2 separate regions of the Mus musculus genome follow, and region 2 is linked to region 1. Evidence: chromatin loops called from intact Hi-C (ENCODE). Cell type or tissue: left cerebral cortex. All regions are shown on one strand. Each heading gives the region's core, and the rest is flanking DNA. Links, peaks and the distances in the headings are about the cores only. Region 1 has its middle 52 kb from the start of Gm3434. Region 2 has its middle 13 kb from the start of Pate13.

Region 1 (9,948 bases), core at 702-8,701:
TTCCAAAAATTCTTTCAACTTGTTAAAGATTTCCTTTAAGGTGCAAAATCATCCAATCCTTAATTAATAACCGGTTTTATTTTACAGAAGAACTGTTACCTGACTACTTCAGTTACAAAATTAACATGATATTTTCTTCTTTAGCCATCCACAAGGGACTGTGATGTGCTTCTAAGCAAACCATTGCAGGCATAACTTTTGCTATCCACACTATGGAAATATCCTCTGCTGGTGTTCTGCTCCTTTGTTATGATTACTCTACAGGTCTATCTCTGCACAAGGCCTGCTGCCACAGCTCCATGGTGGTGGGAAGACTTGTTGGCAGGGTCCTGAGGCTGCAGATTACATGGTCTCTGAGGTTAGATCAGAGGGAGGTGTAGCTAGCTCTGACACCAGTTTCTTTTCCAATTAAGTCCAAGACCCAAGAATGGAAGGCAATGGGTCTTCCTATCTTAGTTAACAAAGACTATTAATCAGAAGATTGTCCTCAAGGTGATGCTGGATCTTGTCAAGGTTACAATATTGACCATTACAATTCCTAAGTCTTAGTTGTCTTAGAGATACAATTTAATAACAAGTGTCTGTCTTGCCTGGCCTGAGGCTCCTAATACAGAAACACAAATGTACTTAAAACATATATCATGTATCCTACTTTTAGAGTTTGCAAGAGCCATTTATATTTCCTATGGATAAATTTTATTTTATTTTCCCATAGGGAGAGTAAAGTAAGATTAGGAGATAACATTTTAGAAATCGACATGAAATGCAATTATAAGGAGGCCAATAAGAGCAAAAGCCAGATACATGCTCAATAGGAAGAAAAGTTTCAGGTTACTCACTACATTTCTTTACCTTTAAACAACCAGAAATAGGGATCTCTTCACAGACTCTTGAGGCTGTTCCATACATTGACATTTCTGACCACTTCATCATAGGAAATGCTATCAATACAAGAAAAAACATTCCCTCTCCTTCCAGAGAGAGAAAGCATGCTGGAGGTACAAGAGAAGAAACAGCAAGAAAAAATGTATCTCATTTGCCCTGTGCATTTGGTAGAAGAAAACTTATCAGGCTCTAGCCACTGATTTGGTAGACAGTAGCCAGAACATACTTGGCATCAGAAGGAAACTGAAGGGTAGTTTTGATTTACATATGATGTGGGCACAATTGAAAGTCAATGAGCCTGTCTTGAGGCTTTCTCCAGCACATCAAAGCAATTCTAAGTTATAGATAATGTAGGAGATTCAGAATGTGTAGGAGAAATTGCCAAGCTTACAGGCTAAAGTAAAAACCCTGCCAGGTTGAAGAAGAAGGAATTCAATCCAGCAAAGAAGATTTGGATCTTGCTTCTTGGAAATGTAGCTCCTGGCTATAACAAGAAACACAACAAAGACTCACTAGGCACAAAGGGTTGTAAAGATGCCCTGGGACCTGGATGTGGATGGTAGGATGAGATGAATGGCGGTTCCTTATCTACTAAAGGGGAAATTGCAAAGACATTTTTTCTGCATTTAATATCCAAAGACAGGATGCAAGAATGTTTACATAGTTTTAAAACCAATGTACTTCATTAGGCTTGTGTGGCATTGTGATATTTTGTAAATCACTTGCTGGTAAATATCAGAAGCATTTGCATAATAATCTCTACTTGTGGCATTTTGTTATTTATTAGGTATTTTCTTCATTTACATTTTGAAGACTATCACAAAAGTCCCCCATACCCTCCACCCAAACTCCCCTAGCCACCCACTCCCACTTCTTGGCCCTGGCATTCCCCTGTACTGAGGCATACAAAGTTTGCAAGACCAATGGACCTCTCTTTCCAATGATGGCCAACTAGGCCATCATACTGTTGTTCTACCTAAAGGGTTGCAGACCCCTTTAGATCCTTGGGTACTTTCTCTAGTTCCTTCATTGGGGGTCCTGTGATCTATCCAATAGCTGACTAGGAGCATCCACTTCTGTGTTGGTTATGCCCTGGCATAACCTCACAAGAGACAGCTATATCTGGGTCCTTTCAGCAAAATCTTGCTAGTGTATGCAATGGTGTCAGTGTTTGGGGCTGATTATGGGATGGATCCCCTGTTATGTCAGTCTCTAGATGGTCCATCCTTTTGTCTCAGCTCAAAAATTTGTCTCTGTAACTCCTTCCATGGAAGTTTTGTTCCCAATTCTAAGAAGGGGCAAAGTGTCCACACTTTGGTCTTTATTCTTCTTGAATTTCATGTGTTTTGCAAATTATATCTTGTATCTTGGGTATTCTAAGTTTCTGGGCTAATATCCATTTATCAGTGAGTACCTATCATGTGAGTTCTTTTGTGATTGGGTTACCTCATTCAGGATGATGCCCTCCAGGTCCATGCATTTGCCTAGGAATTTCAGAAATTCATTCTTTTTAATAGCTGAGTAGTAATCCATTGTGTAAATGTACCACATTTTCTGTACCCATTCCTCTGTTGAGGGACATCTGGGTTCTTTCTAGCTTCTGGCTACTATAACTAAGGCTGCTATGAACATAGTGGAGCATGTGTGCTTCTTACCAGTTGGAATATCTTCTGGATATATGCCCAGAAGAGGTATTGCAGGATCCTCCGATAGTACTATGTACAATTTTCTGAGGAATCCCCAGATTGATTTCCAAAGTGGTTGTACAAGCTTGCAATCCCACCAGCAATGGAGGAGTGTTCCTCTTTCTCCACATCCTCACCAGCATCTGTTGTAAACTGAATTTTTGATCTTAGCCATTCTGACTGGTATGAGGTAGAATCTCAAGATTGTTTTGATTTGCATTTCTCTGATGATTAAGGATGCTGAACATTTTTTTTTCAGGTGCTTCTCAGCCATTTGATATTCCTCAGGTGAGAATTCTTTGTTTAGCTCTGAGCCCCAATTTTAATGGTGTTATTTGATTTTCTGGAGTCTACCTTCTTGAGTTCTTCATATATATTAGATATTAATGTCCTATCTGATTTAGGATAGGTAAAGATACTTTCCAAATCTGTTGGTGGCCTTTTTGTCTTATTGACAGTGTCTTTTGCCTTACAGAAGCTTTGCAATTTTATGAGGTCCCATTTGTCTATTCTTGATCTTATAGCACAAGCCATTGCTGTTCTATTCAGAAATTTTTCTCCTGTGCCCATATCTTCGACGCTTTTCCCCACTTTCTCCTCTATGAGTTTAACTCTCTCTGGTTTTATGTGAAGATCCTTGATCCACTTAGATTTGACCTTAGTACAAGGAGATAGGAATGGATCAATTTGCATTCTTCTACATGATAATCGCCAGTTGTGCCAGCACCATTTGTTGAAAATGCTGTCTTTTTTCCACTAATTGTCTCATTTGTCTGATTTCCATTGATCCTGCCAATCCATAAGCATGGGAGATGTTTCCATCTTCTAATATCTTCTTTAATTTCTTTCTTCAGAGACTTAAAGTTCTTATACAGATCTTTCACTTCCTTTGGTAGAATCAAGCCAAGGTATTTTGTATTATTTGTGACTATTTTGAAGGGTGTTGTTTCCCTAATTACTTTCTCACCCTGTTTATTCTTTGTGTAGAGAAAGGCCATTGACTTGTTTGAGTTAATTTTATATCCAGCTACTTCACCGAAGCTGTTTAGCGGGTTTAGGAGTTCTCTGGTGGAATTTTTAGGGTCACTTATATATACTATTATATCATCTGCAAAAAGTGATATTTTTACTTCATCTTTTCCAATTTGTATCCCCTTGATCTCCTTTTGTTGTCGAATTGTTCTGGCTAGGACTTCAAGTACAATGTTGAATAGGTAGGGAGAAAGTGGGCAGCCTTGTCTAGTCCCTGATTTTAGTGGGATTGCTTCCAGCTTCTCACCATTTACTTTGATGTTGGCTACTGGTTTGCTGTAGATTGCTTTTATCATGTTTAGGTATGGGCCTTGAATTCCTGATCTTTCCAGGACTTTTATCATGAATGCGTGTTGGATCTTGTCGAATGCTTTTTCTGCATGTAATGAGATGATCATGTGGTTTTTTTGTCTTTGAGTTTGTTTATATAATGAATTATGTTGATGGATTTCCATATATTTAACCACCCCTGCATTCCTGGAATAAAACCTAGTTGGTCAGGGTGGATGATTGTTTTAATGTGTTCTTCAATTCAGTTAGCGAGAATTTCATTGAGTATTGTTGCATCGATATTCTTAAGGGAAATTGGTCTGAAGTTCTCTATCTTTGTTGGATCTTTCTGTGGGTTAGGTATCTGAGTAATTGTGGCTTCATAGAATGAGTTGGGTAGAGTACCTTCTACTTCTATTTTGTGGAATACATTGTGCAGAACTGGAATTAGATATTCTTTGAAGGTCTGATAGAACTCTGCACTAAACCCATCTGGTCCTGTGCTTTTTTTTTCCTGGGAGACTATTAATGACTGCTTCTATTTCTTTAGGGGATATGGGACTGTTTAGATCGTTAACTTGATCCTTATTTAACTTTGGTACCTGGTATCTGTCTAGAAATTTGTCGATTTAGTCATGGTTTTCCAGTTTTGTTGAGTATAGCCTGTTGTAGAAGAATTTGATGGAGTTTTGTATTTCTTCAGGATTTGTTGTTATGTCTCCCTTTTCATTTCTGAAATTGTTAATTAGGATGCTGTCCCTGTTCCCTCTAGTGAGTCTAGCTAAGGGTTTATCTATCTTGTTGATTTTCTCAAAGAACCAGCTCCTCGTTTGGTTGATTCTTTGAATAGTTATTCTTGTTTCCACTTGGTTGATTTCACCCCTGAGTTTGATTATTTCCTGCCGACTACTCCTCTTGGGTGAATTTGCTTCCTTGTTTTCTACAGCTTTTAGGTGTGTTGTCAAGCTGCTATTGTGTGCTCTCTCTAGGGTTTTTTATTTATTTATTTATTTATTTTTGGCAAAACTCAGAGCTGTGAGTTTCCCTCTTAGAAATGCTTTCATTGTGTCCCATAGGTTTGGGTATGTTGTGGCTTCATTTTCATTAAACTCTTAAAAAGTCTTTAATTTCTTTCTTTATTCCTTCCTTGACCAAGGTATCATTGAGAAGAGTGTTGTTCAGTTTCCACATGAATGTTGGCTTTCCATTATTTATGTTGTTATTGAAGATCAGCCTTAGTTCATGTTGGTTTGATAGGATGCATGGGACAATTTCAATATTTTTGTATCAGTTGAGGCCTGTTTTGTGGCCAATTATATGGTCAGTTTTGGAGAAGGTCCCGTGAGGTGCTGAGAAAAAGGTATATCCTTTCATTTTAGGATAAAATGTTCTGTAGATATGTTAAGTCCATTTGTTTCATAACTTTTGTTAGTTTCACTGTGTCCCTGTTAAGTTTCTGTTTCTACGATCTGTCCATTGATGAAAGTGGTGTGTTGAAGTCTCCCACTATTATTGTGTGAGTTGCAATGTGTGCTTTGAGCTTTACTAAAGTGACTTTAATGAATGTGGCTGCCCTTGCATTTGGAGCATAGATATTCAGAATTGAGAGTTCTTCTTGGAGGATTTTACCTTTGATGAGTATGAAGTGTCCCTCCTTGTCTTTTTTGATAACTTTGGGTTGGAAGTCAACTTTATTCGATATTAGAATGGCTACTCCAGCTTGTTTCTTCAGGCCATTTACTTGGAAAATTGTTTTCCAGCCTTTCACTCTGAGGTAGTGTCTGTCTTTTTCCCTGAGATGGTTTTCCTGTAAGCAGCAGAATGTTGGTTCCTGTTTGTGTAGCCAGTCTGTTAGTCTATGTTTTTTTATTGGGGAATTGAGTCCATTGATATTAAGAGATATTAAGGAAACGTAATTGTTGCTTCCTTTTATTTTTGTTGTTAGATTTGACATTCTGTTCTTGTACCTGTCTTCTTTTTGGTTTGTTGAGGGATTACTTTCTTGCCTGTTCTAGGGCGTGATTTCTGTCCTTGTATTTTTTTTTTTTTTGTTGTTGTTGTTATCCTTTGTAGGGGTGGATTCGTAGAAAGATAATATGTGAATTTGGTTTTGTCGCGGAGTACTTTGGTTTCTCCATCTATGGTGATTGAGAGTTTGGCCGGGTATAGTAGCCTGGGCTGGCATTCGTGTTCTCTTAGTGTCTGTATAACATCTGTCCAGGCTCTTCTGGCTTTCATAGTCTCTGGTGAAAAGTCTGGTGTAATTCTGATAGGTCTGCCTTTTTATGTTACTTGACCTTTCTCCCTTACTGCTTTTAATATTCTCTCTTTATTTAGTGCATTTGTTGTTCTGATTATTATATGTCGGGAGGAATTTCTTTTCTGGTCCAGTCTATTTGGAGTTCTGTAGGCTTCTCATATGTTCATTGGCATGTCATTCTTTAGGTTTGGGAAGTTTTCTTCTGTAATTTTGTTGAAGATATTTGCTGGCCCTTTAAGTTGAAAATCTTCATTCTCATCAACTTCTATTATCCGTCAGTTTGATCTTTTCATTGTGTCCTGGATTTCCTGGATATTTTTAGTTAGGATCTTTTTGCGTTTTGTATTATCTTTGATTGTTGTGCCGATGTTCTCTATGGAATCTTCTGCACCCAAGATTCTCTCTTTCATCTCTTGTATTCTGTTGCTGATGCTCGAGTCTATGGTTCCAGATTTCTTTCCTAGGGTTTCTATCTCCAGTGTTGCCTCACTTTGGGTTTTCTTCATTGTGTCTACTTCCCTTTTTAGGTCTAGTATGGTTTTGTTCATTTCCATCACCTGTTTGGATGTGTTTTCCTGTTTTTCTATAAGGACTTCTACCTGTTTGGTTGTGTTTTCCTGTTTTTCTTTAAGGACTTGTAACTCTTTAGCAGTGTTCTCCTGTATTTCTTTAAGTGAGTTATTAAAGTCCTTCCTGATGTCCTTTACCATCATCATGAGATATGCTTTTAAATCCGGGTCTAGCTTTTAGGGTGTGTTGGGGTGCCCAGGACTATGTGGGGTGGGAGTTCTGTGTTCTGATAATGGTGAGTGGTCTTGATTTCTGTTAGTAAGATTCTTACATTTGCCTTTTGCCATCTGGTAATCTCTGGAGCTATTTGTTATAGCTGTCTCTGGTTAGAGCTTGTTCCGCAGGTGATTATGTTATCCTCTATCAGCAGACCTGGGAGACAAGTTCTCTCCTTAGTTTCAGTGGTCAGAGTACTGTCTGCAGGCAAGCTCTCCTCTTGCAAGGAAGGTGCCCAGATATCTGGTGTTCAAACCTGCCTCCTGGCAGAAGTTGTGTTCCACTCACCAGAGGTCTTAAGATCCCATGGAGTGTCCTGTGGGGGACCTTGCGGGTGTCCGGAGACTTCGCGTATAAGGAACCTCAGTGCTGGTGTGGCCTGGAAGGGACTTGTGACCCTGCTCAGGCCGGGTTATCTGCCTCCCTAAATAATGCAGTCTCAGGTCTATTGCGATTGGATTGGGGCAGGCGCTGTGTTCCACTCACCAAAGGTCTTAAGATCCTGTGGGGGATCCTGTGGGGGTCCTTGCGGGTGTCCGGAGACTCCATGGGCAAGGAACCCCGGTGGTGGCATGGACTGGAAGGGATTTGTGACCCTGCCCAGAGTTCTTTTAATAATCCAATATGTAAAAGATCTGCAGATGGAAAGGGAGAGAGCCTATCTGTTAAAATTTTAGAATATGAATGACACATAATTCCAAGAGTGCAGGGTCAACAAGGAGACAGAAAAGACCTTAATGGTTATTGGTTTTAAATGAATACAAGACAGTGGAGCTACACAAAGACAAGGTCACCTGTACAATAAAGGTAATAGGACCTAGTACCACCTTGAAAGAAGGTGGGGCAAGTGTACCCCACAAGAAAAAGCAGTATCATGACGGAAGTAAATCTCCCAGTGTAGTTGGAGTGGCCACAGGGTAACAAGCATGAAATATTCTTTTAGAAGTTTTTTTTAGAATGGAGCTGAATGGCCCAGAGGGAGGTTTGGACCAGGCTTTTTCATTTTCTTGGAGTAAACAGCAGAATGTTTAGCGAACCAAGGCTGAGTGTAGTATAGACATGGTCTTAATTTTAATCCCAGATGGGCTAGGACAGGAAATACCCAGAAACTGTTCAGATCCCAAGAAGGAGCTCACTGGAAATGTCTCTGAAGAAACATCACCTCATCTCTTCGTTGATCCTTCAACTACCCAACTGTAAGATTTGTTGTGTACCTCCAGATTTCCCAGACTTCCAGCATGATAAGCACTAGAACTTCCTAAGGAGAAAAGACTGAGGTGTTGGAAGTCAAGAGCTTTGGAAGTTGCATGTAGATGATTAGGCTCAAAAATCCTATCCTATGACTCACACTGGAGAATTTTCCAGCATTGGAGTAACTTTTACAGTAAGCCTTCATGTCTCAGGAACCTTCTCTGGAAGCATTTGAGTTCTGAGTTACCTTTTACCACTTCCCAATCTTAGGATGATCATCTCTTTCTCACATAGTATATAGAGAGGAGTTTCTGAAGGACCAGAATACTATGTCACAGAGACTTGCACATACAGAAGATAAGATAAAGGGTGGAAGCTATCTTACTTAGCTGGAGCAAAAACATTGGGCAGCCTGTACTTCCCATATTATCATATTTTTGATTTCTCAGAAGTAAGTAGAAAAGGGCATTTCCTCCTTGTGTCTGTGTTGGAGAATTCTTCCTGTTCTCCAGTTTTATAAAGGGAACAAATTACCATCATTTACTCTAATCCACTTTCTACCATCCATCATGAATACTGTCACAAAAGTTAGCATACTACTCATCATGATTCTCTGTTTTCTCTGCTCCACAGATGGTAAGTTTTAGAACATGGCATGTGTAGATGGATGATATTAATGAATACTTTTCTCCTTTGGTAGTGTAAACAGTACCTTTAAGCAACACAAATACTAGTTAGTAGGAGTTTAAGCTCCTATTTAGGCAACAGCTAGATTTCTCCATCATCCAGGACATAAGAACTTTCTTCAGCAATGGGCTTTACCATTAGGGTTTGGAAAGAAACCAATAGCCTTGGTTTAGTCCATGATGTTGGAGGAGGGGATTCAGTGGGAATGCTTTTGGTAACGAATCAAAATATAACCAATTTCTTGCAATGAAATTTTCCTTGGTGCTGTAAAATGTATAGTTGGGTCATTGTCTCTTCTTCATCTGACTCAATTTACATTTTTCCTATATGTATATGCTTTAGGAATCTCATAGAATAGTAATTTTCCATAAGATTTTTCAAAAGGTATTTAGTGACAATTGCTCCCCACATTTTCTCCTTAACCCTTCCATTCTATCTACCTACCCATTTAATGTTTCACCTCTATCTCTCTATAACTGTATATTATTTTCCACCTTTCATGGTATATCTTCTTCTACCCTCTGACAACTTATTGGGAATGTAACCACAAAGGACCTTTTCATGTAGCACACATATTAAACTTTAAGGCTAATATCCACATATATGAGAAAACACATAATACTTGTGCTTTAGGATCTGGGTTACCCCACTCAGGTTGATTGTTTCTAACTCCATCCATTCACTAACAAATTTCAGTTTCATTTTTTCTTAACAGCCCAACAGTACTGCATTGTGTAATTGTGCCACGCTTCATACTTTCATCAGTTGATGAACATCTGGGCTCTTTCCTATTTCTGATTATTATAAATAAAGAAGTAATGAAAATGGATGAACAAAAATCCCTACAGTCGGATGTGGAATCCTTTGATTATGTGGCCAGGAATAATATTGCAGTATGTTAGGGCACATCAACTCAAAGATTCACTGGGAACATTCACACTGATTGCAGTACTAGGTGCGCCAGGTTGCTCTCCTACCATCAAGGATGACATTCCCTTTCTCCACACTTTCTTCAGCATGTGCCATTATTTGCTTTATTGATCTTTGCAATTTTAAGTAGGGTAAGATGGATATCAAAGTTGTTATAATTCATATTTTCCTGTTAGTCAGCCTGTTAAATATTTCTTGAAGTTTTCTCAGCAAATTGTATTT
Region 2 (9,948 bases), core at 678-8,677, 290 kb before region 1:
TGGATACACAGTAATTTAATCTTTTAAGCTTGGGAACTTACTGTTGGTATCTCAATCTGTCCATATGAAATAATCATTCAAATCCAAATGAAGGCATCTTTCATATTTCCCAAATAACATGAAGTTGAATTCTAATTTTTATCTTATTATTATAATAGTTGGGCAAATACTGTCTTAATTATACTTCAAGAGTTTTGAAAATAAGTTTGAGATCTAAAGATTTTATTCTAGTTCCATTAATATAACTTGGTAGATGCTAATAAGAAACCACAGTGATCCCAGCACTTGGGAGGCAGAGGCAGGCAGATATCTGAGTTTGAGGCCAGCCTGGTCTATAGAGTGAGTTCCAGGACAGCCAGGGCTATACAGAGAAACCCTGTCTTGAAACAACAACAACAACAACAACAACAACAACAACAAAAACAAAAACAAACAAACAAAGAAACCACAGTGATTATACTAAAGAGGGATACTACTGCTATAACTGAGATAATATTGCATTTGTGTATGTGATTACATTGTGAAAATATAGTCATGTATGGAGACTAAAATGTGGGAGATTTAACATGCTAACAAGGGAAATGTAAAGTGAGTGACTGATAAATCTAATGCAAATGGTTAATTATGTTTCCAAATTACAGGAGTTTTCTAAAATTCTTTCTGATCATCATATTTTCAAACTATGTTGAAAGTTGAAACCTATATCTCATCATTGATTCCCTAAATGCAATATTATATTCAAATATCCTGAAGACTATTATCCCACATATGCCTCTTCAGATAAGAATTGGTGACTAGTATTCAGCTAATTTTTCATCTTGATATACTTGTCTTTGGCTATAAGATCATAGTAAAGTCAATAGAAATATCACAGACAAGAGCTGAGTGAACAGAAGTAGCTATGGCCAGATGACTCTCACAAAATGGTGATAGGCATTAGAACTTCAACAAATATACTGACTATTCCTTGCATTTAAGTTTCAGAAAATCTTCTAACTTCTCATTGTCCTTCCAGCTCTGAGTAGTACAAACCCTCCCTCTACCTCAATTACCCTCTGCAAGTCATTACTCTGGAAATGATTGTTTTTGGCCCTGTTTCCATGTAGTCTGCTTTCCTTGATCCTCCCCATAAAGATCCACCAGAAAATGTCACTTTTTGCAATGGTATTTTTATCACCCTAAAAATGGTGAGAATCAGAACATAAGGGTAAATGAAGTTGAGTAGGAAGTACCAGAGCACCTGAACTAGAACATTCACCAGAAGACAGAATTGAGGTTTGATATACAAGCTTCCCCTTGAAACCATTCATGCTTTTCAAATCAGCATGAAGCATAGACAGTCTTATGATTCTTGAAAACCCATTTTCCATCCATATAGAGGAAGACTTGCTTTCCAAACTGTCATCCCTTCTCCTATTTCTAGATTACCTCTCACCTATTCTCAAGTAGTATTCTTGAGACTTCTGGTAAATGTGTAAAGTATAACCTTACCTTCAACATTGGCTCTGACCCAAAGCTTTATTACTTCTCAGTGTTATTTCTTATACCAGGGGTTGTAGGGCAAACTATTCTGTCCTGCTCTCCTCCTGCCCAAAGATTCCCCTCACCCATTCCCTCATTGCTTTAGGTAGGAATTTTGAGTTCTCTCTTTTCACAGGTCATCTCTACCTCAGCCCTGGCATAATATCTTCAGCTACTGACTCCACAAACTCAGATATTTGGGAAATACAAAACACCAAGAATTAACTTCCTCACAAAGACTTTTATGTAGAGTTCTTGGATGATTCTTTTTGATCTTCCATGACCCAGTCTTTGCCTGGAATGAGAAAGCAAGATCTTAGTGTGCCAAAATGAGAGGCTTTGCCCTAAGTCTACTCTCACTGGCTGTCCTAACACATGACCTCCTGCATTCCAAGCTCTTCATCTGTTTGCAGCCACCTTACATGGAGGAATCATGAACAATTCTACCTCTTTTGTGGTACCTGTAGTTACAGAAAGTATTCTTCAGAGTCTTCCCATAGCAGTATGGACATTCAGGCTAAAGAAGAGGCATGGAGAGTGATCCACAGTATGACTTCTTAATGCTTCTCTTAATCGAGGTAATTATATAAAATATCCATAAAAATAACCATGTGAATTTTTCATTTCCACGGATTTCTATCATAGGATCCTAAAACAAACACAAACACAAAACAAAACAAAACAAAACAAAAAACCCACTGCCACACAGCATCATTTTATAGGATCCATTACATTGTTTCTTGACAAAGTGACCCCAGGGCTATGTCAACCTTACTTTCCTTTGCCAAAGCACAAAGAAGCAAGAGATTAGGATTACAGAATGCTTGAAATTTTAGATTCTCAAGAACTATCTACCATTCATAGGGATTAGACCTGGGAAGGGCAAGGTACAGTGCAAATCCTAGCACTTAGGTGGCAGAGGAGTGCATATCTCTGTGATATCATAGCTAACCTGCTGTATATAGTGAGTCCCAGGTTAGCAGTACTGTATATTGAGACCTTGTCCCAAAAAGGGAGTTGGTCTCAGATGCTTTAGTCAGAGGTCCATTTGAGAAGTTATAACTCTAGAGACAACAGCAGACAAAGGCCTAAGAGTGACACTCTGTCACGGGAAGAGGAAGAACCTGACAGTTGTGGATAGCTGTAGGAGTTGTCTGAAACAGTTCAGCTGCCCACATGGCTTTCATATGGTTTGTGAGTTTGAGTGGGTAGGAAACTAAGAACAATTTCTTCTAGTCAGCCTTTGCAATCTGGGCTGAACTTCAGGACAAGCTGAATTCTCTCATTTACTTGAGCCAACTGATTAGTTAAAGAGATAAATTTAGCTATGAGTCAAGGAGAGAAATCTGGAGCTGTACTTCCACAGCCTAGAGTAGTCAAAGGTTTAGAGGGTTATGGCCATAGGAACTTCCACAGATGTGTTTGGAGCCTTGCTTTCTTTCTCCATCTACAGGAATTTCTTCTAGGGATTTTATGAGAATCTCTGAAATCTCTTTCTCTTAGGTCAAACTTTGAGGCTCAAGCAATTTTTTTCTAGAATACCAATAAGATCTGATCCAGAAAGTTTAGAAGGTAACCTGATCCCAGATGAAACCCAGATTCAGGCAGTTGCCAAGTTTAGCTGCACTAGTCCTGCCAATCCCTTTATGTTATCCCAGAAGCATGATCCTGTGTACCCTCATGGCATTCCATCTAGGGAAGCACAAACACTCAGCTCCTCTCACACCAAGGGCCTAGGAAAGGGCTTCAGAATCTGACGGTGATTCTCATAACAATGGGGAACAATCTCCAAACTGTAATTCAGATATTTATGACAGTTCTCCATATTAGTCTGTTAGTGCCATGAGAGGACATGATATCTGGTGGTTCAAATCACATAAGTCTATTTTTGCATTGTTAAGGAAGCTAGAATTCCAAGAGCAAAGTCTCAGTAGGGTTGGTTTTTCTGAGCCTTCTTTTTCTGGTTTATATATAGCCACCTTCTTCTTATGTCTTTACACACAATTTCCCTTTATACACAAATCCTCAGTTTCTGTTTTCATCTGCTCAATTCTAGTTATTGAATTAGGTGCTACACATATATTCTCATTTAGCCACAATCACATCTGGAAAGGATATGTACAAAAATACGGTCATTTTCCAACACACTGAGGATAATCTCTCAAATTATATACAAAGAACATGCAAGATAATTCAGTATATAAGAAAGACTCTCATGAGGCAAAGAATAGCTTGAACCATCAATAACAACATTTAAATATGATAGAAATTAATATGGTATTATTTATATTTTATTCTAATATCAATTTGGAAGAAAATCCCCTGAATTCATATTTAAGAAATATAAGGAGAATGTTGGGAAATCAATATTTAATTTGTTCTTGGATCAACCCATTACATTGTGAGAGGTGAAGAGTTCCCAGGCTGCTGTTATCTACCTAGCATGCTGAGCACTACATTTGGAGCACCACTCAAAATCTGTAATTATTGGTAGCAAACTTGGTTCCTCAGGACATACAAACCAATGTCAAACCTACATGCCACCTTCTCTGTCTCCACTAAAAAAATGTTCCCACATTTCTTCCTGATTTATTTGTTCTAAACATACTCAGTGCCATTATTATGTTTCTGGTACTGACATGCTCTGAGGGGATAGATTCAGTGTCTCATACTAGCTGAGCAAGAAGACAGTAGTTAAGTAACCACACATATGCTAGTGTTGTAGTAACAGGGGCTCCACATTCAAGGTGTTGACACAGAACAGCTGGGTGAAAATGGACAGGTAAGGAGAAGCTATGGAGAGACAGTATTTGGTCAAGTTGGCCACATAAGGGCAAATGCTTGTGTTATCTTTAAATAATTCCTTGAATAAGACTCCCCTAAGTCTCCTATATAGTGCAGGGAAATAGTGGAAATTAAGTGATAAAGTCTTGAGCACCAAGACTAGAACAACAAATGCTTACTATCTGCTGATGCTATTCTTGATATGATTACTCCAATCTGTGTTATGCATGGTGTTGATAGAGGCAGAGGAAGGAGAAGACTACGCCATGACATAATTTCTATGCCATATGCCAATAGTGAACCTTCAGATTCAAAATAAGTTATAGGATCCAGTGTGCTCTGTAAAAGCAGATAAAGATAGAAATGCTTTTGAAACCCAAAATAGGAGAAAAACCTTGGATCTCTAAAGAAGGACTCTGAAAATCCTTTTATATAACTTAAGTAAAGAATCCCTAAAGATACTTTACAGGAGAGTGGAGTACACATAAAGGGTGAAGATGGTATGGCCAACTGTTCTGTTTGCTTTACTCACTTCTGTGACAAAATGTCTGACAAGTGCAACTTTTGAAGGACAGATCTGCTTGTGTAGGGAACAAAATAAAGGGAATGCCCTGGGGAAGAAAGGGAAGGAGAAATATGCCATGTCCGGCCAGAGTTCCTGTACTTTAGGCAGGCAGACATGGGGAGATTGCCATGTGCTTTTCCAATTGTACCTGGGTGAGTATGCCTATGTGGTAAAGGGTGGAGAAAGGGGAAGCTCCCATCTGGTGATCCCCCCCCCCGAGATTCCTTGCTGAAGCCCCAGGGTTGCAGGAGAGAGGGAATAGGGGAAGAAGTTCCCAACACTGACCAGAGTGCACAGCGGGCCTTGAGGGAGCAGACACACTGTAAGGTTTAAGAGCTTTATTATAGAAGTCAGGGGAAAGAGAGAGAAGGTAGGGGAGAGAGAGAGAGAGAGAGAGAGAGAGAGAGAGAGAGAGAGAGAGAGAGAGAGAGAGAGAGAAGACAAAGAGAAAGAGGAAGGGAGAGAACTGAGAAGACAAAGAGGGGAGAGAGAGGGTGAGAGTGAGGAGTAAGAGGTAAGAGCAGAAGAGTAAGAGAGCATGGTGGGGGCTGAGCAACTGTTTTTATTATCTTTACTGTTGCTAGGTAATTGGGAAGGAGTTTAGGCTCAAGGTCAGAAGCTTGGACCATTGCTTATGTGATTTCTGATCATGGGTTTCTTGTGGGGGCTGTGGTGGGCAGTAACTTAGGCAGGGTCTAGAGTTCCAGGTGCATAAGGGAATGCCTACCATGTCATGTAGGTAAATTATGACTGTTGGGCTTCAGACCTTAGCTCGACTGGATACCAGCCTGCAATTCCCCACAAATTCCTCCTCTTTTTTTATTAGAAAAAAGTTGGGGGGTGTATTGGCCAGTTTTGTGTCAACTTGACACAGCTGGAGTTATCACAGAGAAAGGAGTTTCAGTTGGGGAAATGCCTCCACGAGATCCAGCTGTAAGGCATTTTCTCAATTAGTGATCAAGGGGGGAGGTCCCCTTGTAGATGCTGCCATCTCTGTGCTAGTAGTTTTGGGTTCTATAAGAGAGCAGGCTGAGTAAGCCAGGGGAAGCAAGCCAGCAAAGTACATACCCCCATAGCCTCTGCATCAGCTCCTGCTTCCTGACCTGCTTGAGTTCCAGTCCTGACTTCTTTCAGTGATGAACATCAATGTGGAGATGTAAGCTGAATAAACCCTTTCCTCCCCAACTGCTTCTTGGTAATGATGTTTGTGCAGGAATAGAAACCCTAAGACAGGGGGTCACTGATGTGACTGTGTCATTAATTGTGAAAATTTAGAATGGAGTGGAATTATCAGAAAAAATATATAGCCTAGAGAAGTAGCAGAACCAAGCCAGAGTAGTAAGGAGAGTTGAAGGTAAGAGTTGAGAAGGCAAGAGATTGAGTTGAGAAGGGAAATGATTGAGTTGAGAAGGCAAAAGATTATACAATTAATTGTTTCATGGGTAGTACAATTTGAGAGTAATAACATCCATTTTTGAATAGCAATTAATTAATCTAGATAGACATTATGCTTTCCTCACTATCATATAACTTTCCCCAAAGTTCAACAGCCATTTGGCTTTAGCAAAAAGAGTCTTTTCTAAATGCTCCCTTTTCTCTATAGTATTCATGATTTATTTCCAAAAATTCTTTCAACTTGTTTAAGATTTCCTTTAAGGTGCAAAATCATCCAATCCTTAATTAATAACTAGTTTTCTTTTACAGAAGAACTGTTAACTGACTACTTCAGTTACAAAATTAACATGATATTTTCTTCTTTAGCCATCCACAAGGGACTGTGATGTGCTTCTAAGCAAACCATTGCAGGCATAACTTTTGCTATCCACACTATGCAAATATCCTCTGCTGGTGTTCTGCTCCTTTGTTATGATTACTCTACAGGTCTATCTCTGCACAAGGCCTGCTGCCACAGCTCCATGGTGGTGGGAAGACTTGTTGGCAGGGTCCTGAGGCTGCAGATTACATGGTCTCTGAGGTTAGAGCAGAGGGAGGTGTAGCTGGCTCTGACATCACTTTCTTTTCCAATTAAGTCCAAGACTCAAGCATGGAAGGCAATGGATGGGTCTTCCTATCTTAGTTAACAAAGACTATTAATCAGAAGATTGTCCTCAAGGTGATGCTGGATCTTGTCAAGGTTACAATATTGACCATCACAATTCCTAAGTCTTAGTTGTCTTAGAAATACAATTTAATAACCAGTGTCTGTCATGCCTGGCCTGAGGCTCCTAATACAGAAACACAGATGTACTTAAAACATATATCATGTATCCTACTTTTAGAGTTTGCAAGAGTCATTTATATTTCCTATGGATAAATTTTATTTAATTTTCCCTTAGGGAAAGTAAAGTAAGATTAGGATATAACATTTTAGAAATTGACATGAAATCCAATTATAAGGAGGCAAATAAGAGCAAAAGTCAGATACATGCTCAATAGGAAGAAAAGTTTGAGGTTATATAAATTTCTTTACCTTTAAACAACCAGAAATAGGGATCTCTTCACAGACTCTTGAGGCTGTTCCATACATTGACATTTCTGACCACTTCATCATAGGAAATGCTATCAATACAAGAAAAAACATTCCCTCTCCTACCAGAGAGAAAAAGCATGCTGGAGGTACAAAAGAGAAGAAACAGCAAGAAAAGATGTATCTCATTTGCCATGTGCATTTGCTAGAAAAAAACTGATCAGACTCTAGCCACTGATTTGGTAGACAGTAGCCAGGACATGCTTGGCATCAGAAGGAAACTGAAGGGTAGTTTTGATTTACATATGAGGTGGGTACAATTGAAAGTCAGTAAGCCTGTCTTGGGGCTTTCTCCAGCACATCAAAGCAATTCTAAGTTATAGATAATGTAGGAGATTCAGAAGGTGTAGGAGAAATTGCCAAGCTTACAGGCTAAAGTAAAACCCCTGCCAGGTTGAAGAAGAAAGAAATCAATCCAGCAAAGAAGATTTGGATCTTGCTTCTTGGAAATGTATCTCCTGGCTATAACAAGAAACACAACAAAGGCTCACTAGGCACAAAGGGTTTTAAAAATGTCCTGGGACCAGGATGTGGATGATAGGATGAGATGAATGGTGGTTCCTTATCTACTAAAGGGGAAATTGCAAAGACATTTTTTCTTTCTGCATTTAATATCCAAAGACAGGATGCAAGAATGTTTACATAGATTTATAAACAATTTACTTCATTAGGCTTGTGTGGCATTGTGATATTTTATAAATCACTTGCTGGTAAATATCAGAAGCATTTGTATAATAATCTCTACTTGTGGCTTTTTTATTTATTAGGTATTTTCTTCATTTACATTTCCAAGGCTATCACAAAAGTCCCCCATACCCTCCCGCCAAACTCCCCTAGCCACCCACTCCCACTTCTTGGCCCTGGCATTCCCCTATACTGAGGCATATAAAGTTTGCAAGACCAATGGACCTCTCTTTCCAATGATGGCCAACTAGGCCATCATATTGTTGTTCCACCTAAAGGGTTGCAGACCCCTTTAGGTCCTTGGGTACTTTCTCTAGTTTCTCCATTGGGAGTCCTGTGATCCATCCAATAGCTGACTATGAGCATCCACTTCTGTTTTGGCTAGGCTCTGGCATAACCTCACAAGAGACAGCTATATCTGGGTCCTTTCAGCAAAACCTTGCTAGTGTATGCAATGGTGTCAGCGTTTGGAGGCTGATTATGGGATAGATCCCCGGTTATGTCAGTCTCTAGATGGTCCATCCTTTTGTCTCAGCTCAAAAATTTGTCTCTGTAACTCCTTCCATGGGTGTTTTGTTCCCAATTCTAAGAAGGGGCAAAGTGTCCACACTTTGGTCTTTATTCTTCTTGAGTTTCATGTGTTTTGCAAATTATATCTTGTATCTTGGGTATTCTAAGTGTCTGGGCTAATATCCATTTATCAGTGAGTACATATCATGTGAGTTCTTTTGTGATTGGGTTACCTCATTCAGGATGATGCCCTCCAGGTCCATGCATTTGCCTAGGAACTTCAGAAATTCATTCTTTTTAATAGCTGAGTAGTAATTCATTGTGGAAATGTACCACATTTTCTGTACCCATTCCTCTGTTGAGGGGCATCTGGGTTCTTTCTACCTTCTGGCTACTATAACTAAGGCTGCTATGAACATAGTGGAGCATGTGTGCTTATTACCAGTTGGAGTATCTTCTGGATATATGCCCAGGAGAGGTATTGTGGGATCCTCTGGTAGTACTATGTACAATTTTCTGAGGAATCCCCAGACTGATTTTCAGAGTGGTTGTACAAAATTGCAATCCCACCAACAATGGAGGAGTGTTCCTCTTTCTCCACATCCTCACCAGCATCTGTTGTCAACTGAATTTTTGATCTTAGCCGTTCTGACTAGTATCTCAAGATTGTTTTGATTTGCATTTCCCTGATGATTAAGGATGCTGAACATTTTTTCAAGTGCTTCTCAGCCATTCGATATTCCTCAGGTGAGAATTCTTTGTTTCGCTCTGAGCCCCATTTTTAATGGTGTTATTTGATTTTCTGGAGTCTACCTTCTTGAGTTCTTCATATATATTAGATATTAATGTCCTATCTGATTTAGGATAGGTAAAGATCCTTTCCCAATCTGTTGGTGGCCTTTTTGTCTTATTGACGGTGTCCTTTGCCTTACAGAAGCATTGCAATTTTATGAGGTCCCATTTGCCTATTCTTGATCTTATAGCACAAGCCATTGCTGTTCTATTCAGAAAATTTTCTCCTGTGCCCATATCTTCGACGCTTTTCTCCACTTTCTCCTCTATGATATTAAGAGATATTAAGGAAACGTAATTGTTGCTTCCTTTTATTTTTGTTGTTAGGTTTGACTTTCTGTTCTTGTCGCTGTCTTCTTTTTGGTTTGTTGAGGGATTACTTTCTTGCTTTTTCTAGGGTGTGATTTCTGTCCTTGTATTTTTTTTTTTTTTTTTTTGGTTATTATCCTTTGAAGGGCTGGATTCCTGGAAAGATAATGGGTGAATTTGGTTTTGTCGTGGAATACTTTGGTTTCTCCATCTATGGTAATTGAGAGTTTGGCCGGGTATAGTAGCCTGGGCTGGC

The links. A loop is a pair of places that touch in the nucleus more often than their neighbours do. Peaks named below come from ENCODE experiments on the same cell type or tissue, not always from the same donor. Only the 100,000 strongest peaks of a DNase experiment are listed, where the experiment ranks them.
Region 2: a loop joins it to region 1, with 12 times the contacts of the local background. A loop is called at or near these places in 5 of 42 quality-filtered maps.

The regions. Positions count from the first base shown.
Region 1 is chr9:36,182,632-36,192,579 of GRCm38, forward strand. No RefSeq gene overlaps it. Among named protein-coding and RNA genes, the nearest start is that of Gm3434, 52 kb to the left of the region's middle. In left cerebral cortex, for the core only: no CTCF peak of the experiment used is centred there; no DNase peak of the experiment used is centred there.
Region 2 is chr9:35,890,598-35,900,545 of GRCm38, forward strand. No RefSeq gene overlaps it. Among named protein-coding and RNA genes, the nearest start is that of Pate13, 13 kb to the right of the region's middle. In left cerebral cortex, for the core only: no CTCF peak of the experiment used is centred there; DNase peaks (open chromatin) are centred at 2,739 and 4,618; H3K27ac peaks cover 288 bases.